Regions from separate parts of the Homo sapiens genome. Here regions 1, 2, 4, 5, 6 and 7 are each linked to region 3. Evidence: read pairs that join two places in POLR2A ChIA-PET (ENCODE). Cell type or tissue: CD4-positive, alpha-beta T cell. All regions are shown on one strand. Region 1 overlaps ZNF831 (zinc finger protein 831). Region 2 holds the start of ATP5F1E (ATP synthase F1 subunit epsilon). Region 3 has its middle 41 kb from the start of ZNF831. Region 4 overlaps ZNF831 (zinc finger protein 831). Region 5 overlaps ZNF831 (zinc finger protein 831). Region 6 overlaps ZNF831 (zinc finger protein 831). Region 7 holds the start of PRELID3B (PRELI domain containing 3B).

Evidence for each region. Peaks named below come from ENCODE experiments on the same cell type or tissue, not always from the same donor. Only the 100,000 strongest peaks of a DNase experiment are listed, where the experiment ranks them.
Region 1: POLR2A ChIA-PET joins it to region 3 with 44 read pairs; 5 of 35 experiments call an interaction of 5 or more read pairs at or near these places.
Region 2: POLR2A ChIA-PET joins it to region 3 with 29 read pairs; 9 of 35 experiments call an interaction of 5 or more read pairs at or near these places.
Region 4: POLR2A ChIA-PET joins it to region 3 with 30 read pairs; 4 of 35 experiments call an interaction of 5 or more read pairs at or near these places.
Region 5: POLR2A ChIA-PET joins it to region 3 with 12 read pairs; 4 of 35 experiments call an interaction of 5 or more read pairs at or near these places.
Region 6: POLR2A ChIA-PET joins it to region 3 with 30 read pairs; 12 of 35 experiments call an interaction of 5 or more read pairs at or near these places.
Region 7: POLR2A ChIA-PET joins it to region 3 with 11 read pairs; 9 of 35 experiments call an interaction of 5 or more read pairs at or near these places.

Annotation. Positions count from the first base shown.
Region 1 is chr20:59,205,575-59,209,574 of GRCh38, forward strand. It overlaps ZNF831 (zinc finger protein 831), which reads left to right. Exons shown (of 6, transcript NM_178457.3): 4 at 1,331-1,482. Among named protein-coding and RNA genes, the nearest start is that of ZNF831, 44 kb to the left of the region's middle. In CD4-positive, alpha-beta T cell, CTCF peaks have their summits at 2,364 (motif pointing left) and 2,563; a DNase peak (open chromatin) is centred at 2,377.
Region 2 is chr20:59,030,928-59,034,927 of GRCh38, forward strand. ATP5F1E (ATP synthase F1 subunit epsilon) reads right to left here and starts at 1,408. Exons shown (of 3, transcript NM_006886.4): 1 at 1,293-1,408. The coding sequence starts at 1,324. PRELID3B (PRELI domain containing 3B) reads right to left here. Exons shown (of 6, transcript NM_016045.3): 6 at 2,218-4,000. All of the region lies in intron 4 of SLMO2-ATP5E (SLMO2-ATP5E readthrough), which reads right to left. RefSeq lists an enhancer at 1,202-1,341 and a silencer at 1,362-1,651. In CD4-positive, alpha-beta T cell, no CTCF peak of the experiment used is centred here; DNase peaks (open chromatin) are centred at 644 and 1,514; H3K4me3 peaks cover 2,229 bases; H3K27ac peaks cover 1,802 bases.
Region 3 is chr20:59,120,864-59,124,863 of GRCh38, forward strand. It overlaps a transcript of ZNF831 not described here. Among named protein-coding and RNA genes, the nearest start is that of ZNF831, 41 kb to the right of the region's middle. RefSeq lists an enhancer at 1,164-1,713. In CD4-positive, alpha-beta T cell, no CTCF peak of the experiment used is centred here; DNase peaks (open chromatin) are centred at 1,208, 1,468, 1,808, 2,398 and 2 weaker places; H3K4me3 peaks cover 2,145 bases; H3K27ac peaks cover 4,000 bases.
Region 4 is chr20:59,251,472-59,255,471 of GRCh38, forward strand. ZNF831 (zinc finger protein 831) reads left to right here. Exons shown (of 6, transcript NM_178457.3): 5 at 1,507-1,667; 6 at 2,427-4,000. The coding sequence ends at 3,272. Among named protein-coding and RNA genes, the nearest start is that of EDN3, 47 kb to the right of the region's middle. In CD4-positive, alpha-beta T cell, no CTCF peak of the experiment used is centred here; DNase peaks (open chromatin) are centred at 2,130, 2,480 and 2,770; H3K27ac peaks cover 2,171 bases.
Region 5 is chr20:59,220,422-59,224,421 of GRCh38, forward strand. All of the region lies in intron 4 of ZNF831 (zinc finger protein 831), which reads left to right. Among named protein-coding and RNA genes, the nearest start is that of ZNF831, 59 kb to the left of the region's middle. RefSeq lists a silencer at 2,171-2,240. In CD4-positive, alpha-beta T cell, CTCF peaks have their summits at 2,248 (motif pointing left) and 2,450; a DNase peak (open chromatin) is centred at 2,240; H3K4me3 peaks cover 1,088 bases.
Region 6 is chr20:59,170,961-59,174,960 of GRCh38, forward strand. The region is part of intron 1 of ZNF831 (zinc finger protein 831); the gene reads left to right. Among named protein-coding and RNA genes, the nearest start is that of ZNF831, 9.1 kb to the left of the region's middle. In CD4-positive, alpha-beta T cell, no CTCF peak of the experiment used is centred here; no DNase peak of the experiment used is centred here.
Region 7 is chr20:59,041,120-59,045,119 of GRCh38, forward strand. It overlaps PRELID3B (PRELI domain containing 3B), which reads right to left and starts at 1,667. Exons shown (of 6, transcript NM_016045.3): 1 at 1,580-1,667. The coding sequence starts at 1,611. SLMO2-ATP5E (SLMO2-ATP5E readthrough) reads right to left here and starts at 1,727. Exons shown (of 6, transcript NR_037930.1): 1 at 1,580-1,727. RefSeq lists a silencer at 1,585-1,984. In CD4-positive, alpha-beta T cell, no CTCF peak of the experiment used is centred here; DNase peaks (open chromatin) are centred at 1,742, 2,412 and 2,792; H3K4me3 peaks cover 1,836 bases; H3K27ac peaks cover 1,938 bases.

The DNA of each region.
Region 1 (4,000 bases), 85 kb after region 3:
TGTAGATCTTATTTAAAATTTTGTGAGCGGCCCTGGTGATTAGGGGACTGCGGCTGGATCTTGGCGGTGGCTCAGATAAATGAGAAAGGAAAATAGCCGGTTCTGAGGAGCACTGTGGAGTAGAAATATTGTAAACTGAGGCTTGTAAAGGGAAGGGATTACTTGTGGCTTGACCAGGCAGTTAGAAGCAGTGCAAAGATCTTCTAAAAGAGCTTAAGGCATATTGCAGGCCTGGCTCTTCGTCTCATTCTTTTGCCTATATAATGGGGGTGCTATACTAGGTTGATGGCCTGTTTGTGGTTGCACATTCCTATTAGTAAAATAATTTGTAGCCTGCACCTATTAAATGTGTATTTGTTCATTTACAAATTATACATATATTCTGCTCTATGACATGAAACAATAGAAACAAGAAAGGACATGAAACAATAGAAATAAGAAAGACTAGATGAAAATAAATGTAAATAGAAGCTCTAGTGTTTTTCTTTCTCTACTGTCATCATGCCTTCCCTCTGAGATGTAAATACTTCGTGTTGAAGACAAATAAATCAGATGATCTGGTAGGGCTCCTCCAGATGGAAGGTCTATGAAGAATGTTGTCCAATATGGTGGTCACAAATAAGAAAGACTAGATGAAAATAAATATAAATAGAAGCTCTAGTGTTTTTCTTTCTCTACCCTCATCACATCCCTCTGAGATGTGAATACTTTGTTTTGAAGACAAATACATCTTATTTGAAGAAAATTTATTTGAAGACAAATAAATCAGATGATCCAGTAGGGCTCCTCCAGATGGAAGGTCTATGAAGAATGCTGTCCAGTACAGTGGTCACTAGCCACACGTGGCTATTTAAATTCATTAAAGTGAAATACAATTTAAGACTCAGTTTCTCAGACACACTAACTACATTTCAAATGCACAATAGCTACATGGGCCTAATGGCTGCTGTATTTGTCAATGCAGATTACAGAACATTTCCATCATTGAAGAATAAACTGTTGGACAGTCTGTGAAGCAAGTAGTCAAGACCACGTAGCTTAAAACCTAATTGCAGCAACTATCCTTGACTAAGCCCTTGCTATGACTAAGCATCCTGGGAAGCATTTTGTGACCACCTCATTTAGTTCCTACAACAACCTCTGAAGCTAGGCGCATTATCCTGGGGAGGTGGGGGATGAGGTATGGAGGGATCAGGAGTTGCTCAGAGCTGACCAGCTAGTTAGAGGTTGAGCCCCGTGTTCTCCTGGGCACCCCACAGTGACTTTCCAGATTTTTCCAGGCATGTGCTCTCCAGGCTGGTTACTGCAAGCATGCTTCTCTCTTCTACAGGTACAAAGGGAATTTCTTGCAGAGCTGTGTTCAGCTGAGAGCCAGTAGACTTCGCACACCAACCTGGGTGCGAAGAAGAAGCCGCCACCCTCCCGCACTTGAGGGACTGAAGCCATGCAGGACCCCTGGGCAGACCTCTTCAGAAATAGCAGGTAATGCTCTCTTTGGAGGTGCATCCAGACTGGGCACTCGAAGGCACCCGCCCAAGGCATAGACACTGGGGATTTGGGATGGGCAGGAGTCAGCCCCAAGTGCCACAGGGGTCAGGCCCAAAAGGGAGAGTAACAGAGGCATGACGTCTATGAGACAATCAAAGTGACCCTAAACTAGTGGGGAGGGCATGTGGTAGAAGACGGAGAATTCAATATTGAGAAGTCACCAATATCCTTGAGTACTGGCCACCTGTGCCAAGCTCTGAACCAGGTGCAGGTTCCCTCCAGGACCCAGGAGAACATGAATCACAGCTCTTGGTGCCTCTAGTTTCACTATTTCTAAAAAGAAAGCTCACTCAGTTCTCTCTGCAGGGTCATTGTAAAGCTAAAGTGGGTCTGTGGATGGGCTTAAGAGCCCATGTGAAATAGAAAGATGAGTAGTTATGTGAGGCTGCAGGGTACATTGCTTACATGTGAAGTGGTAAGAGGCACACTCTTCACCATGCTTGGAAATAAATAAAAGGCGAACTAAGTGGGGCTGCTTCCTGGAAAAATGGCTATTTTAAGCTGCAATCACTGGGCAACCGGGGCAAATGGCTCAACTTCTCTGGATCTCAATTTCCTCTTCCTTTCTCCCCTCTCCCCAGCATTAAGGAGCTCAGCCTTAGCCTTGCTTGATTGTTGATTGGGAAAAATGAATACCCTGTGGGAAATGCTGCAGGGTCCCATCTGGCCAGCAGTGCCTGAATTACCATCCTTCTGTGGTTCATTGTTGTCTGTTTGGCTCAAGAGCTAACCCTTGGCTCTGTCTCATGCCTGAGGTCTTTGGCCCTGGGGGATCCTTTGCTGGGGCAACTCTGCCTCCACCTTTGTGTAGCTCCAGTGCCCCCTACAGGCAGATGGCACTTGAGTGCTCTCCCCACACCTCTGCTCCCCAACCCCCAGAGCCTTCCAGGGTAGGCAAGGACATGGAGTAGTCTTGTTTCCCAGAGAGAATTTAAATCCAGGCAAGAATTCATCTTACAGTTGGGGCCAGTTGTTGAAGAAGAAAGGTTGTTTTTGTTAAGGAAGGTCAAGGGTCAAGCCCCATGTGGGAGAGGCTGGGATGCAGGGGGTTGGGTAGGTGGAAATTCCATCAAGAAGCTGGCTCTGAGCTCTCTTCCTCATCTGTGGCTCTCAACCTCACCTCCATCTCCCTCCTCTGTATCCAGCGAAATTGCCCATTGGGCTGTGCTTGATACTGCCACGCCCCATGGAGGGCATCTCAGGGCTAAATGCTGGTCTGTACCACCAGGACAAGAGGATGTCTCCCCCATGCAAAGGCCAGGGGACCATGCAACTCTCTGCTTTCTCGTTGGGCCGTCCTGTGACAGGCACAGGTGCCATCGATATCACCTCTGTGCTCTCCAGGTGCCCTGTGGATGCCCCTCGTCTCTCCTTAAGAGTTTTCCAATGTATAACCCACAGCTGGGAATCCAGGTCCAGCCCAGCACCCTCTGAAGTGCCAACTCAGGGTACCTGGGAATTGTGCACAGAATTGTGTGTGTGTGGGTGACTTCCAGAGGCATGGGAACTCCAAGTACGAAGTGAGCCTCGGGGGTCATGGTACTTGCTGGCTGACTCCTCGTTCCCTGTTCCCATGGACTCTTCCCTCACTTTTGCCCCCATCAGCTCCAGTTCTTGAATTTTCCTTTATGGGGTAGAGCTTGGATGGAACCCCTGCTGAGACGCTGGCAGAGAGCTGGTAGCCCCCGCTACCTGGGAGGTTCTGATGGTCACTGGTGGAATCCAACAGAATCAGCCAGAGCTCTGCCAGTTGCCCCCATGGAGGAGCTTACCACCAGCTCTCTTCCCAGCACCTTAAGGACAGCCAAATGGAGCTGCTCCTGGAACTCCCCGTCAGCCTCCCTGCTTAGCTCCCCAGGCACTGGACTCGGCACTGTGACAGGGAGGGGAACTAAGGTGACCCCTGGTCTCGATAAATGTGGTACAGGACAAAGACAGACAGACTGACCCACTGTCCACCCCTTAGCTCAGATGCCACCGGGAACGACATTGGCAGATCTGTTTGCTTCCCCGGGACATCTCGTGTCTGTCTGTCTAGGATGTCGACGGTCTGTCAGTGTGAGATTCAAGGTGCAGCAATGCCTTGCAGACTCCAGCATGGATGACCAAGTATCATCATATGCTCAGCATTATAAACACATGTGCATGACAGTTAGCACATACTGAGTGCCCATGAGTGTGCATGTGGGTAATGAGTGTTTTCTTGTTGTTCAGCAGAGGACGAGGTCATCTCATTAGTGTTGGGGGAGGAAGACAAAAAGGAGGCTCTTTCTGGAAAGATGGGGGTTCTTTTGGAAATCTGGATGTAGGGAGAACAGACAGAGACTTTCTGGACTGGGGATTGAGTGGATAAAGTCTCAGGGTCAAGAAGAGGGAACATGGGGAGTTCAGATAGAGTGTAGGTGGGCTGGGCACATGCTGGGCCCCCAGAAGATGTGGGACAGCCATTGAT
Region 2 (4,000 bases), 90 kb before region 3:
CTGTCTCACAAGTCTGCCACTGAAAATAACCTCCTAATGAAGATTTCTAAATCAAACTGAAAAGTGCTTAGAGAACATCATCAATTCTAGCAAAACTGTAAAACCTGCTTCCTGTTTGGTAGATGGACTCCCATCAACACTGTAGTTTCCAAAAGATGTCAGATCACCTTTCCCACTTTTGAAAAACAGGAAGCGGGGAGGGGTGCTATTTTCTCATGTTTTAGAATTTATTTTGGGGACTCAGAGGTATGAGTTCCAATGCCTGCTTCCATTCTTACTAACTGGGTGACCTTCAGGCTGTTCAACCTTTTCAGCACGTTTACTCACTCACCTGAAAAAAACAACAGAATAAAAGGACAATAATACCTGTCCTGCTGATAGCTGGGAGGAGGAAAAACAAGTGTGAAAAAGTATGGATCACAGGGTAGGTTGCCTAATAAACGGTATCTACTACTGGGACTATCATCCTTCCATCCTTCCAATTCTACAAGACTTCGCTGGCTTGACCTCAGCAAGTCGGGAAGCTCCGCTGTAGTGTACCCACAAAATGTAAAGTGCTACACCATCCAGTCAACTAACAAGGTGTGTCACCTAGAGCAAGGTACTTCTGCTCACTCAGGTGCACGGGTAAAAAAAAATCGGATGTGACAGCTAGACCAATGGTTTGCGGTTCCACTATGAGACACCATGTCCTCAAGTGGGTTCCATATTTGAGCTTTCCAGGAGCCACCTCTCATCTTTGTGAGGGGCTCTCGACAGTTATGGCTTTCACCCCTTTTAGACATAAGGAAACCTGAAATCAACAGGACTTAAAAGTTTAAAAAAAAAATGTGTAAAGTTGTAAAAGGCTCCACCTCGATGCTGGATTAAAGGTCAAAGCTGCTAACGGCGGTCACGTGGAGAGAAATCTCCTGTTTCCCGAGGTGGATGTGACTGTACTACTTTCACCACCTGGCTCCAGCACCATTCTAGAAGAAAAAGGTTTGCTAAATAAGAGCTGGCCTCTCTCTCGAGAAACCTGCCATTCACAAAGGTGTCCAGGGGCACTCTGTGGGTGCTGGGCCGCACCGTCGGGAAGCGAGGCAGGACACAGACGCGCTCCCACGCGAGGTCGAGGCCGCGCCCGCCTGAGCGCTTTGCCCACAGCGACGCCATCTTGGCGGCGACGCCCGAGGCTTGGCCCAACCCCGGTCACGCGTGGGGCCGCTGCTCTGTGTCCTGCATGACCTCTGGGCACCGGGATGCGCGCGGGCCGGCTCGCGAAGCCCTTCCCTCTGGAGGCCTGGGCCTACCTGAGTCCAGCCTGTCTCCAGTAGGCCACCATGCTGTAGCGAAAGCGGAGCTCGTCGGGCCGAATCGCCAAGACGCCGGCAATGTCGGCTCAGCCGGGCGGTTCAGCCGCAGGAAGATCAGACCACAGAAGCGGAAGAGGCGGGGCGTGCGGACCTGCCAATCACCGCCTCCTACCCGGCCCCGCCCCTGAGCACGGCCCCTGCTGCCCTGCCGCGGAAGCCCCCCGGCGCCGGGAGCCAATGGGCGCGCGCGGTCTGGACTGCGGGTGCCAATCCCGGGGCGGGCCGGCCGGCCGCGCCCACCTATTGGCTCCAAGAGCTCCCGGGGCGTGTGTCCCCCGACCTTCCGTATTACCCCGGCGGGGACGACGGGGGCAAGAAGGCCGGGGTGTCCCCGCTCGCTAAGGACCACTGAGCCGCGTGCTTTCGGGAAGCGAGGACGCGAGGCGGCGCGGGCACGGCCGCCCCGAGGGCCTGGCTTTGCGCCCGCTTCAGGGAAACGGCGCCGGCTTTTTTAAATCTGTGGACAGACAAGCGTGTCCTGAGAGCTGAGATTTAGAAAGGCTCTTAGGGCACCCCCTTTCTCGGAGTGACACTAAACCCTGGAAACCCAGTGGAGGACCCCCTAGCGTTTTCTGTAGTTCTAGGACCTGCTTCCGATGTGCGACAAGACGGAGGGTAAGGCAACAGTTGTCACTGTTGCCCGGAATGGATGGGAAGAAAAATGTGAGGAAAACCCACTGGAGGCACAGGGAACTGCCAGGCGGCCGGGAAAATGCTCATCTCAGAGCCTGTGATTTAGAGAAACTAACCCAACGCAGTGAAGGCTCACAGTCTAGGAATTAAAGTGTTTCTCTCATAAAGAAAAAAAAGCCTTTGCCCTTCACCTTTAATTACTAAAAAGAAATTATAATCAGGAAAAACATCACTTAAAAGAAAGTTTTTATTAACAAAAGTTTTCCTTAATTCACATTTCAACTTTATTAAATAGTCCAAGGGTTTCATTTATGAACACTTATTCCAGTTTAGTTCTCTTAAATTCATTTGCTTGTTGTGCATTTATGTTTAAAAAGGTAACTAACTGCACTGGAAAATGAAAATTTATAGTTTTATCAATAGGTCAGTTTTTAAAAAATCAAAGGATAAGGATTTAAAAATATTAGGGCATTACACCTTTTTCAGAACAAGGATAATTTACAGAAATTATACAAAGCAGATTTTCATCAAATATCAATTATTTAGCGATGTTTTATTTAGCTGAAATGTTATTTCACTTGTAAAAACTATCTCCGGTTACAAAAAAAAATCAGAAACCTTATTAAATTTAACCTGCTTTTACAAATGTCCTAAGAAGTCTTAAGCTAAACAAAATTTAAGTAGGAAAACGATAATTTAAAAATAGTGTGTTATACTATTTCTGTGGTTTATGTACATATATTAACTGGTCTCTTGGATAGGAAACATGACTAGAAGTTTATCACACTAAGCACTGTAAAATAAAGGCAAGAGCTAATCATCTTCTAGCAAAAATAGTCTCTATGCAACAATTGCAAATGTCAAAGCTATTATTTAGTAGTTAATTGCCTGCTACAATACATAAAACAAAGTACATTTACTGGATTGTTTTTCAGTTTGCAGCTGCCCTCTTGACATCCCAAATAAGGAATTCCCGTTAAGTAAAACCTGCAGTGCAATTCACTCAGTGGTTAGTTTCAGGCCAAGCCTCCCCCTACCATTATGCTTGTTCTTCCCCACCGCCCCCAAATCCTGCAGTGGCACCATATTATTAAAAACACTAAGTACCTGGGATTTATGCCTCAGAGCAAGACATCATTTGAGTAATTTCAAATGATACACAGCTCCTTCATGTAAAAAAGATGTTTTGTGGTCACAATTACTTCAAAAAGTAATTATATTCAAATAACCTGACATATCATGCCTTAGCAATTACAAAACCATGATTTTGACACATGGCAATTTTTAAGTTAGGCAAATGTAAAATGCTAAAAGATGTGAACAGCTGTTCTTCTGTTTAAGTTAGAGCACTGCAAAACTCAGGTAATGACTTTATTTTTTTCAGTTAACATAACCAGCCCACGATACAGCATACTAAATCACAAAGTACAAATCCAAGGAAGTTAATACCTTTACTAAGTTACAAAACTTGGGCAAATCAATACAGTACTCTTTTATAATGAAACCATACTTTTGTTGGAGTCATGTTACTTTAGTGATAATTTTCACTCCAAAAATATTTAAGTACCAAATCAAAACACTGGTTTTTAATGGTGGTTTATAGCATAGTAAGGTATTTTACACAAAATATATTTTAAAACTACACAATTTCTCCTTTTAAGTGAGCTCCCTTGTGCAAGCTGCTGAAGTGTACAGCAGCAGGGCAATGGGCGTCTATAGGAGGTGGCTCTGCTCTGTTCTGGGGTTGGTCCAAAGTCAGGTGGAGTTCCAATGTATGAAAAGCTTGAAAAATCTACCTTAAGGAGACTGAATATCAATACCAGTTTCCAAGGAGTTCTTGTTGAATTTTCACAGAAATACTGGAACCCTCAAAATCAGATAGTAATTTCAAACAACATTAATTTCAGATGATCCCTTTTATTTAGAGGCCCTGCATCTGTTTTGATCAAGTCACATAGCCTTACACCAACTTATCAAAAAAAAAAAAAAAAAAACTACCCAAAATATAGTTG
Region 3 (4,000 bases):
TCTAGGATCAGGACAGCTGAAAGTTCCAGGTTTTGTTTTTAGAAATAGTTTTGATCAAATCCTGAAATTTTCCAGGAGTTCACAGTTGGAAGAGGTTTCACCTGATAAGAAATCACTCCATTCCTCATGCTAAAGAAGTGACTGCTGATGCACTGTGGATTTTTGCTTCTCGGCGAGTGGTGGCTGGGGGAGGACTACAGAGTCATCTGTTGTTTTTGGATGTCTAGCACTCAGTGTCCCTTTTTCTGGTGACAGCATCTCTCTTTTCCCCTGGGGACCCATGGTATTCTCAATCTGTGAGGTTCAGGTGGACTGACCAACATGCATAGACGGAAGCTGTGCTACAGCTCACACCTGCGTCATCCCGAGGAGGAAGAGCACTTTCCAGAGGGAGCAGGGAGAGGTTTGAGAATTCTGAGGGTTCCATGTCATCTCTGCTAAGATTGCTTATTGGCTGTTGAGGCTCCATTCACATGTATGTAGTGCCTGAATATTTCCACAACAAATGTGGAAGGATGATGTGATAGATTGTTTGTAAAAATGGCCACGATTCTCCATCCCTCCTCTCTCATTCTCTTTGCAATGTGACCTTTCTGCCATCCTCCCCACCCCCATCAAGAAGTGAGGTCCACTTCTTTACCCCTTGAATCTAGCCTGGCTTGGGGCTTGCTTTGGCCAATGGAATATGGTGGAAGAGATGCTGAGCTTGTCCCAAGCCCAGGCCTCAAGCGCCCTTGTGGCTTCTGTCTGCTCACACTCTCCCTCCCTTGTCCCTGCCTCAGCAGCCTACTGCCTCTGTGTGGAAAAGCCTGGTATAGCTTAGTGAAGAATGGGGACCATGTGGAGGAGAGCCCGATTGTCCTGGATGAGTCCCTCCTGATCCAGCCTACAGCCAGATGCCCCCCAAACACGTGATGGAGCTCAGTCAGGTGAGCATGAGCAAGCCCAGCTGAGACCAGAAGAACCACCCAGCTGACCTCTACAGCAATGATAAATACTTTTCAGATTAAGCCACTAACTTCTGGGGTTATTTGTTACACAGCAAAAGCTAACTGTTACAGACGTCATCAGTTAGGCTTATTAGGTACTAAATTGGTAGCTGTGGTAAAAAATTGTCTAAACATAATTTAACTCCACACATCCCAGGAAGCTTTGGAAGGTCACTGACTTTGAAAGCGCAAGGTATTCTTGTTGCCATGGATACCCCCATTGAGACATTAGAGTGCAAAGAGAGAAACCTAGTGTTGCCTTGACAACAGGTTTGCAAATCCGAGTCTGGTAAAGCAAAAGACTACAAAGAACAGGAAGAATCAGGAGGAGGGGGAAATTAGCCTAAAGAAGCTTCCCTTCTCCCAGCAAAACAACAACTTGCCTCCATGCAGTTTGAGAGTCTGTTAGAAGAAGCACTGCCTGAATGGGGAGCTATAAAGTGAACAACAGGAAGCCCTTCTCTTTTCATGGCCCATCTCCACAGCAGGAGAAAAGTCTCACAGCCAGGGAGCAGCATGCGGCACTGTCACTAAGTGCCTCCTTCAAGAGTTCACAATTTGCTCTCAGCCAAGCTTCATTCCAAGAATGAGAGTTTGCTCAAGCTGGAAGGGGTCTGAACAGCATCGAGTCCCTTACTCATCCTCTCCATCAGCTGGGAGGGAAGCTGAGGTCCTGAGAGGGAAGAGGGCTGCTCGCAGTCAGTCTAATGTGCCATTAGGATTTTAGTCTAGTCTAGTGGGTAAGCATTCAGGGCCCGGAGTCAGACAGACCTGAGTACAAGTCCTAGTGACACCATTTACTAGCTGTGTGACATTCTGCAAACCAGCTGACCTCGTAAACTCTTTCTGTAAGATGAGGATCTCACTAATGTCAGCCTCAGAGGGTGGTGAGAACTCAGTGAACTAATGCATGAGAAGCACTTACACAGTGTCTAACCTGCAATGAGCTTGCAATAAATTGCGTGTTATTCTTTCTACTATGATCATGTCACTCTGCCTCTACTCTTCAGACTCATTGAAGTAGTACCAAGGAGGCTCAACTGGATCCAGAATCTCCCTCGGGAGGCTTGGTGGTCCATTTTCAGATGCCCTGTGTCATTTTCTGTATCATACAATTGGATGTCACAGTTTCTAATTTTCAAAGCCATTGCATTTTCTATTTCCTCTTCCCTACAGCTTGGCTGGGCAGGCAGGTGGGGCAACACTAGCTTCATTTTTTTTTTTTTCACTTTGTCAGGGAGGAAATTGAACCCCGGGGAGGTTTGACGATCTGCCCAAAGTCCCTGGGAAGTTTCCGGCCGTTCTAGGGCTAAAGCTCAGCTCTCTCGACTGCATCTCCTTCCCACCCCCATGTGGCTACCCCCATAGAATGGCGCATCCACGTAGATGGCCCAGATGTTGGGTTTAAGGGAGAGAGAGAAAGGAAGTTTGGGGCATCTGTTTATGAGAGAAAATCGTCAGCCGTGCGTGGAAATCTTATGCATAGCAAATAAATGATGGGCAAATACCCACTTGCATATTCAGAGGCACATTTCAGATGTGAACATCCTGTCTCACCAAAACAACCCCAGCTAAGAAGTTCCGTCGGGGGTGGAGGACTTTTTCCAAGCCTTTGTTTCTGTGGAGTCTCTGTGCATGGCCTGCTGTGATGAGGTAGGGGTTGACCCAGAAGTCTAAGGAGGCCACCACCCCGTAGGAAAGAGGAGCCAGCAGACAGCAGCGCCGGGGGTTATTGGGGACCCCCAAATGGGGAAAGGTAGGGGTGTAGACAAAATCAGCAGCCCTGTCTGTATTTGACAAGCAGGGCAAGGAGGAAGAAAGCTCAAGGAGAGCGATGTGGAGGTGACTCGATGACAGGGTCAGTGCAGGTGAGGGGAGTGGGCTACCCATTAATTCCCAGGAGCATGGTGGTCTTCCCAGCCCAGCCACACAGCTGCTAAGGGATCTTGCTTTCTGAGGAGTGTCTCTAATCGGGGCATTTGATTTACAGCAGCATTTCTGGGCTCCAATCAGGCATCTCATCCACAGAACATAAACCAGATTAAGAAGCTCTCTGAAGCATATTTGAAGTCAGTGACAGTTGAAAGGATATTAAAGTTTTGACTTCAAACTAGCTTAGCCAGGGCACACGGAGCAGGCAATACAGGTCTTCCTCCTGCCAGGAGAACCTTTACCATTCCCCGTGAAGGTCAGGATTGTTGGTTCAGGTGCGGGGACAAGGTGGGGTGGACTCCTACGCAAAATAATCTGTGTTGGTGGCAATGTCAGGTGATCCTCCAGCAGCTCAGGAAAAATAAACTCTTCCTATGGCCGTTTCTTTTCCCTCGGTTCTGAACGGGAGGAGGACACTGGGATGCCTGTTTGTGTTCTATGACTCTAGCCTCTAGGGTCATTCCTCAGGCCCCATTGCCAAAGAAAAATCATGGCTGTGTTGGTGGTCTCATCTGGCCTCATATTACCATAGGCTGGCTGGAAGCACAGCTGGGTACAGAGTCTGATTTTGAACAAAACTGTCACCTCTTTTGTCCCTTGGCAACATCCCTCAGTGCCACATAAGGTTTGTTTTTGTGTACCTGATTCACCATCTGTCTCAGGGTTAGCAATCCAAGTTCTGAAATCATCTGGGCTTCACAAGCATGATTAGCTGTTGATCTGGCTTCTGTTGACTCTAAACCCCGGGTTGGGGGATTACAGATGTACCTAAGCAGCCTGTGCAGTGGGGCCAGACGCCTCCGTGGGTACAGCATGTCCAGGATCGTTGCTGTCTGTTGCTGGGCTCACCACCCCAGCAAGGAGGAGGTCACGCAAGGGAACACAGAGCTTGTAGTCAGAAAACAGGGGTGCTTGTCAGGTCACCTCTCTGAACCTCAGATCTCTCTCGTGTAAGGGGCTGGCCCCTTCGAGAGGCTCAGTGTGGAATAAAATGGCTCTTATCGCAGTGGGCTTGGCAGCCCGCCACTCCTCATCTTTGCTGGTGGAACCTCTAGTTGGTTTCGGTGTCCACCCTCCTC
Region 4 (4,000 bases), 130 kb after region 3:
CCAATGACATCTAAAGAGTTATACTTCATGTACCCTTTCTCATGAAACTACTAGAAGTTTTGTGTTAGGAAAGCAGGAGTGTAAACCAAGAAAAAAGAAGTTGTAGAGGTTCAGGAACCAGGAAAGAGGCGAAGAGAATCAGCACAGCGGGGATGAAGGGAGACCCCAGGGGCACAGCCATGCTGCAGAGAAACATGGTCCACTTGGAGCAAATCAGAAAGTTTCAAGGAAACATTTCTCACAGAATGAAATGAAACCTCAGACAATTGGAGAGGTGGTTGGAAAATGATTTTAGAAATGAGTCCATAGAAAACTCAGCAAAATTTTTAAAAAGCAAAATCGTCATTAATCCCAGGGAAAGCAGTTTTCACAAGAAAGGCAACGTAATCGTAGTATACTACAAGATTCAGTGCTGACAGGTATTCTCCTAAACATACTAATATAAACATGGAATATTCGCCTAAATGAAAACAGGCCATAGGGGTTAGAGAACTGTTGAGAAGATAGAGAGGTGGAATGTGTGCTTGTGTGGGGGGTCATGAAGTTTGAAGAGGAGGAGAGCTGGAAGAAGAGGGAAACCCTCCTCTCTCCCCATGAGAAGTCACAGCTACTACTTCCACAAAATGTAGTTCTATAACAATGTTATCAGACATGAAGGAGCTAAAAGTCAAAAGACTCCCGAATGGGAAAAGATGGATGGGTTGGCAGGGGTTGCAGTTTTTCTTAATACACAGTTAGGCTTGACTTTTCAGACTGCACATGTGTACCTTTCATCAAAATAAAAGCAAATTTAAAAGTGGGTCTAGTGCTTCTTCTCTAGTGACACAGTCGTTTTAAGATATTTCTCTGATCTCATATCATGATGGAACCTGCCCTCTCTGAAATTTTGTGATCCTTTTGACTGGTATGCCAGGTCATCAGTGCGGGTGAAGGATGAAGGAAAGACAGGTATGAGAAGTGCTGTTTTGTGGATATTGTCAGGGCCCTTCTTTCCTTCCACAATCACAACAATAACCACCACAACAAAACAACAGCATCACAAAAGCCAACCTCATCCCTTGCTGCCCAGCACTCTAGTGGGAATTAAGACCTGGTTTATATTTCTGGGTTCCCACCATGCATCGAGTGAAACGTCTATTCTGACTACTTGGTAGTATGTCAGAGAATTCAAGCTGATCTAAAATTTACCTAAACAGACATGACCAGGAATACAACTCTGATGAGAAGAAGCAACATGAAATATAGATATATTTTATGATATGTATCATTCAGGGGTTTTTCTACTTTGAGAATTGGTTTTGCCATTTCCTTCCTTCATAGAGTGGATATATTTTATTTGACCAAATGTGAATTGGTTGGAGATAAATTGAGTTCTTGCACACACCCTGTGAGATGAGGGTTAATGAGCTCAGAGGCGATCAAGAAGTCATGGACAACCTCCCAGGAAATTACTCTTTGCTAATTTTATAATTCCAGTCATATGTAAATGTGCCTCTCCCCTTGCAGGTCTGAATCTGCAAGAGGAGCCATCTTGTGCCACCTCAGAATCACCTCCTTGTTGTGGGAAGGAAGAGAAGAAGGAAGGTGACTGCAGACAAACCTTAGGAACCCTCTCTCTTGGTACAAGTTCAAGAATTGTCAGGGAAATGGACAAACGAACTGTGAAGGTGGGCATGATGATTTTGAGCTGCCTCTACCTATTCCTGGTCTAGATGTATAGCCCTGCTTGTTCTTGCTGCTCTTGTTCAGTGTGGCAGAACTTGCTCGGATCACCTTATGAAGATTCGTGGCACAGAAAGCCCATTAAGACAAACAAATAACTCAAAACATTCTGTATCGAATGAGTAGCTTTGGTAGTGCAAACATTGGGATGATTTCTGATGGTTTCTTTAAAAAAAACCCCAAGTATGTTATTACTGCACACCTGAATAGAGAGATGGCTGACAGATGCCACTGCAACATGAAGCCCCCCCAGACAGACTGTGGGGCTGCGTGTTGAAAACCACTAAAATATGTATCCAGACCACATTTGGAAAAACACTCATCCGGAAAAAACCAAAAAACCAAAAAACCCTTCAATACACAGTCCTATAAAATAGTACATCCGCTTCATGAGCGGTAGTGACTTAAAAAAGGAAGCTGAGAACTGGTAAGATAATTGAGTGGTTTTGTTTTTCACAAAGCCAGATAAAAGCACAGGACGTCAGCAACCTATTTTGTATCAATCAGGAGCTTTATTCGAGTTAATGCACCAATTAGTTATTAATGGAAACTTATTGAGGGCGTCATATTGAAGTTCACCCTTGGTAAAGAATCATTAAGACCTCAAGACCTGTTTTCATTGAGGACCACGTTTCTGACCACATTTTTCTTTGTACCAATTAACCTCCCCCCCCACTTTTTTTTTCCTTTGCACTTTGTTGCAGGATATTTCTCCATCTGCTGGTGAGCATGGTGACTGTACTACTCACAGCACTGCTGCCACATCAGGATTATCTCTGCAATCTGACACCTGCCTGGCAGTGGTTAATGACGTGCCTCTACCCCCTGGCAAAGGTCTTGACCTTGGGTTGCTGGAGACTCAGCTGCTGGCCTCCCAGGATTCAGTCTCAACAGATCCCAAACCATACATCTTCTCAGATGCTCAAAGGCCTTCTTCCTTTGGGTCCAAAGGAACTTTTCCCCACCATGACATTGCTACCTCTGTGGCTGCCGTTTGTATTTCTCTGCCAGTGAGAACAGATCACATAGCCCAGGAAATTCACAGTGCTGAATCACGAGACCACAGCCAGACTGCAGGGAGGACTCTGACATCAAGCTCCCCAGACAGCAAAGTCACAGAAGAGGGCAGAGCACAGACCCTCTTGCCAGGGAGACCTTCATCTGGACAAAGAATTTCAGATTCGGTTCCACTGGAGTCAACTGAAAAAACTCATCTTGAAATACCAGCTTCAGGACCAAGTTCAGCTAGTTCACACCACAAGGAAGGGAGACACAAGACGTTTTTTCCTTCCAGAGGCCAGTATGGGTGTGGGGAAATGACTGTCCCCTGCCCCTCTTTAGGAAGTGACGGTAGGAAACGTCAGGTATCTGGATTAATCACTCGGAAAGATTCTGTGGTTCCTTCTAAGCCAGAGCAGCCCATAGAAATTCCTGAAGCCCCTTCTAAATCCCTCAAGAAGAGGAGTCTGGAAGGAATGAGAAAGCAAACTCGAGTAGAGTTCAGTGACACCAGCAGCGACGATGAAGACCGATTAGTTATAGAAATATGAAGCTTCCAGAGAAACATGGTGTCTGGTCAAAAAGACTGTTGACGCTTCACAAGTAAATGTTGTCAGGCTGGCGGAAGAACTAAACTCTATCTGTGAAACACCTACAGATTAGGAAAGCCATTTTGAGTTATTTACAAGCCAACTCCAACCAACTTCTGACCCCCAACTCAGCCGCAGCGTTCCCCAGCTCCCCTTGGGAGTGCTCTGCTCATCTTCAAATGGTGCCAGGCAGGGCAGACATGGCAAGGAAGCAAACTCTGCAAATGGTCAACGTGCACAGTGACTGGGCCTTGACTCCCAGCCTCGTCTTCTGCACCTGTCCCCCACTGCCTCTCTGCAATCAAATGGCACTAACCAAGAAAGCCACCATCAACACATTTCTCCACAAGTGGACCCCACACAGTCGAGGCAACTGGCTTTCTCCATTAGTAAACTGAGGATTTGCTTCCAAGGTGGAGAGCACACTTGGGATAATTGGAGTAGCTTGACAAAGAGACGGGGGTGTGAACTGGGCACAAAGATACTTCTGTTCATTTTGGAGACAAAATTCAGATACATTAAAAAACTGAAGCTTGTTCAGAGTAATTCACGTCCTTGGTGGAGTTGTAAATACACTTCAAAATGCCTATGATCCGGTGACATGCTGATTACTTTTAAATGTTGCACAAATGGTCAATGCTTATTTATGGTCAGATGATGCAAGCACATGCTCTTGTGCCTGGTGCGTT
Region 5 (4,000 bases), 100 kb after region 3:
TAGGATTAATTCTAACTAAGGTGTGAGTGGAACCTAGGGGAGAAGTAACTTTAGGGGCTACAGAGAGAAACCTTCAGTGACACTGACTCATAATGGGAAGGTGATTCTCCTCTCAACTCCCTCTCCAGCCTCTTGATCATGCCATGGAGAAAGTCTTGTTTTGATTCCATCTTTAACACTTGCCTAAACCCCTTCCTAACCTCCCTTTTAATCAGAGAGAAAGAGGTTAGGTCTCAACATCTAGCTAGAATTTGAGAACACAATTCTGTTTTTATTGTTTTTTTTAAAGAAGAATCTGCTCCTTCTGATGCCAGACACTCCAAAGTCTCCTCAACCACCTTACTCCATTAACCTTGGAAAGCCTAACGTTTCCCTTTCTCTCTCAGCCTCCTTTGAGGCCAAGGCTGGTACAGGATAAATAATTTTGCTTTCTGGATTTAGAGGAATTGGTTTGAGTCTTGACTTTTACTAGTTCTTTGGGCAAAATTTGTTCCTTCTCATTGTCTCAGGTCCTCATCTGTAGAATGGGGCTGGAGTTTCTGAGTCCATAATTCATTTAATCTGGTGCCCAAGAACCCCATGAAGCCTGTCCAGGAATACCTGACTCATTTGCCCTTGAGATTGAGGAGAGGCTCAAGTTACATGAGACAGTGACTGTGAAAGTGCTGTGTGAACTACAAAGGACTTTACAGTGTGTGGTTATCATGGCTGGGAGGTGGCAGGGGTGAGCATACACTGAATTTTCCCCCCAGGTCTGGACAAGACGTCTTCAAGCCAAAGGAGGGAGGCAGTGAATGGTGCAGGTCCATACTTTCCCCAGCAGGGAGCTCGTAGGGATTCGGGAGTACATTCTGGGCCCTTGAGTTTGTGCTACATGCATGCCTATGGTGCTCTTCCTGCCGGGGTGAGACTTGCCCTCCAGGTTGAGAAAATGACGAAACTGGAATAATCCTCCAAGCTCCAACTCGTCCCAGAGGCCTCCCTGGCAATACTGTGCTCTTGTAGGGACCCCATCGTCCTCTAGGTAAATAGTTCACACTGGCCCTCACCCCACTGCTGGCTGCTGGCAGGGAGCATGGGGAATCTGCTCCAAAAACAACCATTGCTTCCTGCAGTAGCATTTTGAGAGTTTCCTCCAAATGTTTTTCCTCATCTAATTTTCAGTATGGCCCCGTGGGGTCAGGAGGTGATGTGTGGCCAGCCCTGTCCTAATTAGGAGTCTTGCCCAAGTTCATACGTTGAGGAAAAGAAATGCAAGCTCAGTTCCAAGGTTTTTCCCTTGCTAAAACTCTTAAAATTTTGGCTTGCTTATTTCCTTAACTTCCAAAGGACATGAACAAGTGATTTTTGTACCACCCTCCACATAGACATTAGCGATCATTTTCAGTCATTTTCAGCTTTCCGGTTTTGCTAGGAGGCACCTGGCGTGCCGGGAACGGACAAAAGCCATTTTTCTAAGTACTAGCGTTTGAAATTATTAAGTGTTCGTTAAGCACCCCCGGGTGCAAAGCACTCTCAGAGATGTTTATTTCTCAATTTTCCATAATTTCCTTATTTTTTTTCCCCTACCTAAAGGCAGATTGAAAAATGAACTCAGTGCATTGGAGTCTGAATCATAGTTAATGTGCGACGCCCCCTCCCTTAACTGCGCTGTTTTCTTTCTGCCTCCTCCTGTCTCCCAGCTTATCAATCTGATAAAGTTCTTTTTAACCCCTACTCAGGGGCTGTAACTTTTGCTTTATTCCCACGGGCATGGCAGGAAGCGATCAACGCAGAGCCCCGAACCCCACTCGCCCCACGGGCTGGGCTGAGCTGGGCTGGGGGTCGAGCTCAGCGAAGCCTCGGGAAGGCTGCAGGGTGCCCGGGCGGGCGGCGGGGTGGGTGCGGACCCCTGGCTGGGCGCTCCCGAGACCCCCCTACCCTGGTGGGTGGGCGCCCGGGGGCCTGGAGAGCCGCCTAGCCACGTGGATGCTTCTGGAAGAACACAAAGCCCGGGCCCCCTCCGCCCCCGCCGGCGCCAAGCCTCAATCTTGCAGGAGCAGAGAAGAAAGGCTCTGTTTTTCTCTCTCTCTTTTTTTTTTTTTGTGTGACAACAACCTCACATAACCTCAAAAGTTACCCATGAATTTACCAAAACTTTTTATGAAACTATTTTAACCTCTGGTGGGGGTTAAAAAACAAGCCTTGTGAATTTATTACCCGGAAGAAAGCGCAGAGGGCTGGGATTTACAGCAAAGCCGCCTTCCAAGCTCCGCGGGGGCCCCCTAGCGCCCATCGCGGGCACCGCCGAAGCCCGGCTCCCTCCTCGCTCCGCGGCGCAGCACGGCCTGGAGTCCGGTCTGGGAGGGAGGCGGGCGGACCCCAGACTCGTGCAATCAGGGGCACCTGCTCTGAACACCAGGGACCTGGCGGTACAAATTTATTTTATGTTCGTAGGGGTTTCCGTGGTAGAACCAAGGGAGCAGGCTGAAGCCGAAGGAAGGGAGAGCAGGGTTTTGATCCTAGTTCCTTGGCTTCTGCAAATCGGCTGGGACCCCCCGCTGAGCAAGCGACTGTCGTCACGGCCCCCGCACCAGACGACCCCAGCCTGTGGATGATGTTTCACTGCCCTCACATAAACGCCACCCAGAAATGCAAGAGTAAGAATGTTCACGAAGAGGGGAGGCAGGAGCCCCAGCTGATAACAGGAGGAGGCAGGAAGGGGGCCTTGGAGGAGGTCAGAGGGGGGACATTATTTCAGTTTCCCAGGACCAGGGTGAGAGATGGGGGTGAAAGAAGAAAAAGGACAAAACGAGGTGCCGAAGGCTCTATTGGGTGCTCTCTGTCCGCAGGGATGTAAAGCAGAATCCAGGATTCTGCCGCAAAATGCAGGCTCCCAATCGCTGCACGGTGACCAGGACTCCCGGACCCTTCGCTTGCCAAGTGTGTGCGATGGTTCCTTCCTCTCCAGCTTGCAGACACACTGGTTCTCTTTCAGAACTAGCCATGTTTTTTAAAAGCACATGGAAAAATGTTAATAAGCAAACGTTTTAACAGAGAGATGCAGGAGGAACGAGCCGGCAGCAGCCTCCCAGCAGAGGCAGCGGTGCTCCAGCGGCTACGGGAACGGGCCTCGGAGGAAAGCACTCGGGCTCGCTGCCGAGTTTCACCACCTGTAGTCATGTCATCCTAGGGACGTGTCTCAGCTCTTCTGTGCCTCGGTTTCCCCATCTGTAAAATGGGGGTGATAGTAACACTACACAAAATATATCTAGAATTTGAAAGAGTGCTTTGAATCATATAACCTTGGCTGTTGTGTGGTGAGGCCAGCTGGCTGGTATTCATCTAGCTCTACGGGGAAGGCAGAACCCAGATTTCACGTTAAATAAAATCTCTCAATTTTTACAGGGTGCTAATTTAAACACACATACACGCACGGACGTGCACTTGCACACATACCCCATCTGGGCCCAAATACAGTCAGCTAGTTTGAGACCTTTACTTCAAAGGCTGCCAGGAGGCCACGGGACAGGAGGGAGGAAGGAAGGAGTCATCTCTCCCTGTCATCCACCACCCCCACATCCAGGCCACTGGAGCCAAACACTGAAACCGGTGTGGCCAGCGCTCTTTTGGGGGTGGATGGATTACGGGGAAACACGTCCTTCTTTTCCGTTCCCCCTGGGAGAATATAGCAGGGCACCCACTTTGAGTACCCTCGCACCAGGAGGCCTTCAGAAGCCACCTTGGAAATGTGATGGTGCGTGGCGGGTGGGGGGACTTCCTCTTGTTCCTGGAGACCTGCTTCCCCTCCCAACAAGTGCGTGCTCTGCACGCCCGGCTTCTCACCAGCCCAGGTACCTCGCCGCCTGGGTGCTTTGAGGTGCCCATGGGCTTCTCATCCGTGGTTTGGTAGCATCCTCTTCCAAGCTGACTTCTCATGTATTCCAGGAGGCCAACACTCTCCTGCACCCTAGGGCAGAAGAGCACTGGGTGGGGGGGCGCCTCTTCTGCCTCGTCCCAT
Region 6 (4,000 bases), 50 kb after region 3:
AAGTCTCCAGAGCTCCCAGAAAGACAGTGTGCCGGCTGTGTGGTTGCAGAAGGAGCAGATCCATGTGAACCCCCCAGCCACAGGCAGGCTGTGCAACAGCTTTGGTTTTTATGTTGTGGGGGCTGCAGACAGATTACTGCTGGGCTGAGGCTGCAAGGTTGCAGAGGGAGTGAGTCCTGGGGCCTGTGGCTGGGAGGGGGAACTCCATGGCATGTCCTCATACCCACACCACTGGCCCTCTCGTGGGCCCCTCCTGGAAACTGCAGGAAGCCTCTTCCTCCTGCAATGACCCTCCAACATCCTCTGTTGGAAAAACTTAGCACTGTGTCCACTTTAAAGGAGAAAATCTTTAAAAGTTTGCATCCCTTATCATACAGCATGTATTGAATGGCATTTTTTGGAGCTGAGAGGCAATAAATTTCTATCTGGCACAGTCTATCCCTTTGCCTGTGCAGCCCCATGTGTACCCTTTACATGCATGTGAACTTTCTTACAACAGAATGGCTCTGTATTTCCACCTAACAAGATACATCCATGCTTCTAGCAAGTGAAGAGGTTCTCACTTGTTCGAAATGAGCAGATGCAGTCATTGTACTCAGCACAGGCTGTATCAATTGCTCTTCAAATTCAGTCAAGCTCTCACTGAATATTCTGTTCCCTAAAGCCTAAATTGTAAAGTTAACTTCCAATAACTCATATATAAAAATTTAAAACATGAAGTAGGAGAAAGAAGTAGAGAATGATTAGTAAAGATAAAATAAAACTCATTCATATAACACACATAGAGACCATACACAAACCCCCTCCAGTCCTCGTTTATATAATTGATCATGAAGTTGTAGTTCATATCTGTGACTTTCTTCTTCCACCACCCATTCCACATCTTCCTTGACCTCAGCTGCCCTGGGTTCTTTACCTCTTGGAATATCTACTAACTCCTGAAAAGTATGAGTATGTACTTTTCTCCCAAATTGCAGTTGTTCCACTATGTGGCAACAGGTCCCTTTGAGAAGGCATAAAGAAAGATTTACAGTGTATCCTTTTGGCAATAGTAGAGTGTCCTTTTCAAGGGGACCTGGCTTTCCCTTCAATCAAGGGCCTGTAGGTCTGCAAACTGCCTTAGTTCTGAAAACTGGGTAAAGGGCCGTGAGTCTCCATTTGATGACTGAGTCACGTTACTTGCCACCACACTTAGGACTTTTCCTATGATTTCCTATGATATCATAGTAGACTGACTGGTCTTTCCCTCCGAGGGACAACGTGATCAGTTAGTTACTGCTAAGATCTCTGCGAGCCAAAGAATTCGGATTCCTGCCATTCCCTGTTGCTCCCGTGGCACGCTCACCTTCTCTTTGGCAATGAAGTGATGCCACTTGGTCCTCTGCTATTCTGGGACCCCCCAACAACCACAGTGAAATGAGGGAGCCTGTCTCAATAGTGGTGTCCCCTACAGCTCTTCCTGGCCTGGAAAAAGAGCAACCACAGATCTTTTCGGGGATGCGGATGCTCCCCTCATTAATGCATTTCTCAGCGCCCTCCTGAAGAGGGGCCTTCTGGGTCTTCTTGAGGCATGCCGCTGGGAGAGTTGGAGGTTGCCTGTGATACACCCGGCCCAGCAGGCATATTTCCCATAGTCTTTAGAGCCCCTCCTCTGTGTCATGCCAGGGAAGCTCCAGCATTCCGGCCTCACTAAATGCAGGTCACCATCATTTCCAGATTTCAGTCAACCAACCTAGGAAGCTGTTAAAGCCACATCCAGCTGCACAACTAATACACTAAATTGAGACTCTCTGGTAAGTGCACTCCTGTCAATGAATTTGGTCCAATGGCTGGTGGTGTTTTCTGCCCTCCTTGGTATAAACCCACAGAATCCATTTGCACACACATGTTCCCTAGGATTCTGCTGACATATTAGCCAGGGCGTTCAGCTCTTCTGGTGTGTGAGCCATTTCCTTCTGGGTCATAGTGAGCACCTGTCTCCTTGGGCCATGCTGAGATTTGACTCAGTTAAATCTAGTTAAGTCTAGAGGGAGCAGGGGCTTGTTGTGGTGGGTTCTGAGAAGGATCAGTATTCCCTTTCAAGGCATCTACCCTAAGTGAAGGCATCATAAGGTTTTCCAGCTCAGGAAGTCTGGCCTCTGTGGACAGTGGAGGGGAAGCTGCTGCCACTTGTACGGGAGGCTCAGAATGACCTGGAGGTCAATGTTGTCAGTTTCTCTAGGTCCAACAAGATGTCCTCACCTCGAGTTTTAGGATCCCCTTTTTTCCTGATTAGTGCCCAAATTTTCACATGAGAAGCTTGGCATGACTGTGAATTCAACTGCCATTTTAATTCAGTAACTTGCACCATTAATTTTTTTGTTTGATTTTCAGCAACATCAGCCCTGTGGCTACAAAAATGAGACATTCTTTGAGGGCTGTCATGGAGGCTGTGTGATCCTCAGATCATGACTCAAGGTGGGAATTAATGGACCTGAGCTTGTCATTTTCTCTCTGTAAGTGCTCAAGGACGCGAAAAGAAATCCATTTCATACCACATCCCTTATGGTCATCATTCCTGCCATACAGCAGGAGCAGAAGCCACTTGAGCTTCCAAGGCACATGTTCTAAATTGGCACTTTGCCGCAATTGACCACAGGTGATGGCTTTATTAATTGTGATGCTTTTGTACCTCACAGGTTACAAGAGTCACATTTCTCATTGTCAAGGAGCTCAACACTGTGCTCACATCCAAAAGCACAACCACACTAGTCCCTAAATCCCATCATTAGGGATCTCTTGGGACCATTCCCAGAGACAATTCTGTAGACTTCTGTGCCCAGTCAGAAGACAGAAACCACCCAGTGGGTTATGCAGGGGAAACTTGGCGTAGGAATGATTAGTTACAATGAAAGAGTGACTATTAGGTACAAGGAAACTCTATAGGGTACCCTAAGATTGAGGGAGAGTACTCAAGAAACAACACACTTGGAAGGCATTCAGGTCTCATTGGAGAAGCTGTGATTTTAGCCACCAGAAAGCAGAGAAGTTGGCTGATTCAGCTAGACTTGAGATTGTGTGGAGTTGCTAGGCAAACAGCTGACAACCCTCTGGGGTGCTGCTGGATAGCAGACCATGCACAAGCAGAGATGTGGGCATGCATCTGGGAGCCTGGGCACAGCAGGACAGAAGGCTTTGGAGCTTGTGGCATGCATAGAGGAAGTGGGGCTTGCAGAGGAAACGGCCACTGTGTGTGGACTCCTGGCCACGGGAGGCTAGCTGGCTTTACGCGGCTTTAGTTTCCCTGTCTGGAAGGCTGCAGATGGATTATCCCTGATCCAAGGCTGTAGGCTGCACAGGGAGCACTTTTGCAGCCTGCGGTTCAGGCTGGTTCTCTCAGATACCACCGCATAATGGTTGCTCTAGGTATTACATTTTATATATATGGAACTTATCATAGTCTGCTGGTGTCGTTATTTTACCAGTTGGAGTGAAGAGTAGAAATCTCACCTCCATTTATGCCCTCACATTTAGAATTATCTTAAATATTTCCTTTACATACATTTAGAACCATATCAGACAGTGTTATAATTTTTGTTTCAGCCACCAAACATGATTAAGAAAACTTGCTCGGGAGTGTTGGCTCATGCCTGTAATCCCAGGACTTTGGGATGCCAAGGCAGGAGGATTGCTTGAGCCCAGGAGGTTGAGGCTGCAGTGATCCATGTACGCACCACTGATCAATGTATGTGCACTCCAGCCTGGGTGACAAAGCAAGACCCTGTCTCAAAAACAAAAAAAACAAAAAACAAAACAAACAAAAAAACACCCCAAAACAAAAAAGAAAAACTCAAAAGGGAATGTTTTTACCCACTTTTTTACTGTTTCCATTGTTCTTTTTTCCTTCCTGATGTTCCAAGTTTCTCTTTTTGTTACATCCTTTCTGTTTAGAGAACTTTCATTCTTTGAGGGTGGGCCTGCTGGTGACAGATTCTATTTGTTTTCATTTATTTGCGAATAT
Region 7 (4,000 bases), 80 kb before region 3:
TAGGGAGACTGAGTGCCGAGAACCTCTGAAGCATGCAAACCCAGAAGAGGACTGAAGCATGCAAACCTGGAAGAGGACTGAAATTAAACATCCTCGGAGCTGAAATGGACTAGTGATGAATGCGACCAGGTTAATGAACATCTAAATGACCACAAATTTCGGGTCTTTTTCCTCCCAAAAAGACTAAACAGTAGGGGGAAAAGAAAGCTTCCTTCTGATTCCAGTATTCTATACTTTGCAGGATACAGCAGGCCCTAGGATGTGTCCCACTGAGTACAAATGCGGACAACGTTTTAAAAGTTGCCTTCAGAGGCCGGGCACAGTGGCCCACACCTGTAATCCCGGCACTTTGGGAGGCCAAGGCGGGCGAATCACCTGAGGTCAGGTGCGACCTGACCAGGGCGAATCACTTTGAGACCAACCTGACCAACATGGTGAAACTCCGTCTCTACTAAAAATACAAAAATTAGCCGGGCGCGGTGGTGGGCGCCTGTAATCCCAGCTACTTGGGAGGCCAAGGCAGGAGAATCGTTTGAACACGGGAGACGGAGGTTGCAGTGAGCCAAGAACACGCCACTACTCTCCAGCCTGGGCAACAGAGCGAGACTCTGCCTCAAAAAAGAAATTTAAAAAAAATTTGCCTTCAGAGACAGTTTTAAAAACATAAATGGCTTTGTAGCATATTTATTTACAAGGCTATACTAATTAAAACAGTGTGGCAACGACATTAAGATCAGCGGAACAGAGCAGGTAACTCGGGAAAAAAAAGGATTTCGCTGCTTAAATTTGTGGCTCTTTTGTAAATGGAATCAGGGACCTAGAAGAGAATATAATTCTCCACATCCAACTGGTTCAAGGCTTAGTTTCGTTAGTAAACAGTTCACATTATCCAAAAAGATGTTCCTGAACGTGGCCTCAAAGAGCTAACACGGGTAGGCCCTGACGATCGTCCTTTTCCATCTCTCAGATGAAAATGGGTAACCCAGGGTCACACGCTTGTTACAGCCAGAGCTAGACCTTGAATTCCAAATCCAAGGCTCTGCTGCGTAGATGAACGAGTTGTGAAAAGGCTTCACATCCTGGTGGTCAGAGTTCACCCGAAATTCACATTCGAAGGTAGAAACTCCACCCAAACGGCGGCCAGGGAAAGTACACTCTGGAGAAAACCAACACCTCCCTCTTGGGATCCTCGGGTCCACGTCCCAAAGTGGTTTCACAGGGCGGGATGGGGCAACCCTGAGTGCTGTCAAGGGCTTCGTGCTCCGCGACGCCCCCAGGACCTCAGGAGGCCGCCGGCCCGAGGCTACCTCATGGTGGGGGACAGCCCGGAAGTGACCCCGTAGCCCTGCCGGTCGCAAGGCCGCCTGGGTCTGGAGGTCGGAGCCGTCCCCTCGGCTAGGGCGCCTCGGGGTCGTGACCTTGGTCTGCCCTCCGTGTCGCCGGGGCCCGCAGGCTTCAGAGTTCGCTCCCCTCGCTAGGCCCGACGCCTAGAAGCCTCCTGCGGGCCGCCTCTGCCTCGCCTCTACTCCAGGGCCGGCGTGCCTGCCCTCCACGGAGCCGACCCGCGCCCCAAACTTACTCAAAGACGTGCTCCGAAGTCCAGATCTTCATGGTGCCGGCACCCTGAGAGATGTCCGGGTAGCGCCAGGGGACAACGAGGCACAGAGGCTACACCTGCCCCTGCCCCGCCCCCAGCACCCCAGCCGGCGGCGCAGTGCGCAGGCGCTGTCGGGCCCGACGCGAGGGACGTCCAGACGCGCGGCCCCACGCCCTATCCCGGCCCGGGTTTTGCCCCAGCCTTGCGCGCGGCGCAAGGAAACCCCGCCTCTTAGCGCCGGGCGCATCGCGCCGGCGCAGTGCCGCCGACGGCAGCTGGAGGGGCCGGCGCGGGCGCTGTGCTGCGCAGGCGCGGCGGGCTTGTAGCGAGCCTTGACCTCTGGGCAGAGTTGGGTCAGGTCCAGGAGGTGCCTGCGCGCCCGCTTGGCCCTCCTTGTCCTTCTGGCCCAGCACATCCTCGCCTGGCATTTCGAGGCGTGTGGACGCATGCGGTCAGCCTGCTGACATAGATGTTCGTTGTGGTGGTCACTTGTGCAAAATTTCCTGGTGCCCTATAGAGAGTTCCAGCCACCTCCTGGGTCAGCCCGGGCTGTTTTCCCAAATCCACCAGCCACCCAGCCGATCAGCTGGGCCAGTCCCACCTGCCCGCCAGGAGCTTGCAGCCCTCGGAGGGGATAAATAAGGCGTGACGCGGAGAAGCTAACATCAGACCTGCCCATGAATAATACCCCTACGAGGGATGCGGTCCGGAAGCACGGTGCCAGGGGTCGGGTAGAAAAGCTTCCTGGCCGGGCACACCTTGCCCTAGGTGCATAGGATGGATCTGAGCTGAGATGTCTCTCCCAGAGAGACTTCCCTCGTCACCGTTTCTCACCTTGTTGCTCTGCTCCGTCACAATATCCTGTTGCATTTTTTATAGCACTTACCCCTCTGACATCATCTTGTTAATTTATTTGTGAAAATTCACAATCGAACTGAGTTCTTGAAGGCAAGAATCTTGCCGGTCTTGCTCAAAAATCATCCTCAGTGTCTCCCATATAGTCAAGGCTCAATGACTACTTATTGAAAAATGAAAAAAATCAATAGCTATTTGTGGGATGAATGAATTAATGGAGTCATCTAGTTTATTTGTTGTAACTTCCGCTAGACTGTAAGCCCCTGAGGGCGAGGCTCTTGCCAGACTTGTTCAGTGATTTCCCCCTTCCTAAATGACAATTATTTGTTGCATCAATGGATGAAAGAATGACTAAGAATTGCTGGGGCAGGAGGAGGTGGCATGTGGTTTCATTCAGAGATGAGCCTTGTCCAGGGAACAGACTGCCTGGCTTAGCTTTCAGAATATGGCTTCCCACCCTGCTCTCCTGCACTCTCCACAGCCGTCTACCTCCTAACAGAACAATTTGCCATTTTCAATGAAGGTTATGGAGGAAAATCTTTACATCTAGTTACTTAGAAGCTTGTTAGAAGGACCACCTCATTCTTGTTCTTAGCTTGTTTGATTGTTAAAGACAAAAAGCCAGGTTAATTTAGGAGGGAGGATAATTTTTCAAAATAACATAAGTCCTTTATACAGGAAAACAAAAATTACATTAGACAGGAAGGAAATAATATGGTTGGGTAGTTGCTAAGTGCAATTTGTGGTACCTGAGATTTTCTTTTTTTAAACCTACAGTACTTAAGAGTGATTTCTTGGGGAGGTAATGCTTTAAGGGCTACTGAGAGTACCTCAGCCTTGACTAAGATGCAGTTAACGTCGCTGGGTGTTAAAAACACTGGTTCAAGAACCATCAGCACAGAACAGCCTGTCCCTGCTATTCCTGGAGTTCCATGAGGCTGTTCACCATTCAGCATTCCTGTTCTGTTTATTTTAGAGAACATTATTCTGCTCTCAAGTTCAAAATTTCTGTGTTTTAGTCATGAAAATTAAATGACACCTATCTCCCGTGCCCCCAACACACATACTATATCAGTCTAATTTTACTTACTAGATCTAGAGTGGTGGGATGGGGCATGGAAAGATGGAGATCCAGGACCCAATTGTCTTCTCTGCGTGTCTCCTCATGGTAGAAATAATACCACCTCTTGCTTGGATTTGGAGGGTAAGACTTACATAATGATTATCTCCTGGAGACTCTGTTAGGAGACACAGAGGAAGCAAATTAATGGTTTTTAGATACCTAAGCACTGCATTACTTGACAGTGCCTCTCACAGAAACAGAGAAGTCATTAACAACAGATCATTACTTTGATTTGAAATTAACTAGGTGACTGGTAGTTATGGCCCTTGCCCCAGGGATGACACACATCTCCACACCCTTCCTGCTGGGATCTCCTGTTGGGATCTTGCCGAGCTCCGTGTCTGGGATGAGAATGCAGACATTAACTCTTACCTACAAGGAACTTTACAACTGGCCAGGAACCAAAACCAAAACACAAGTCAAGA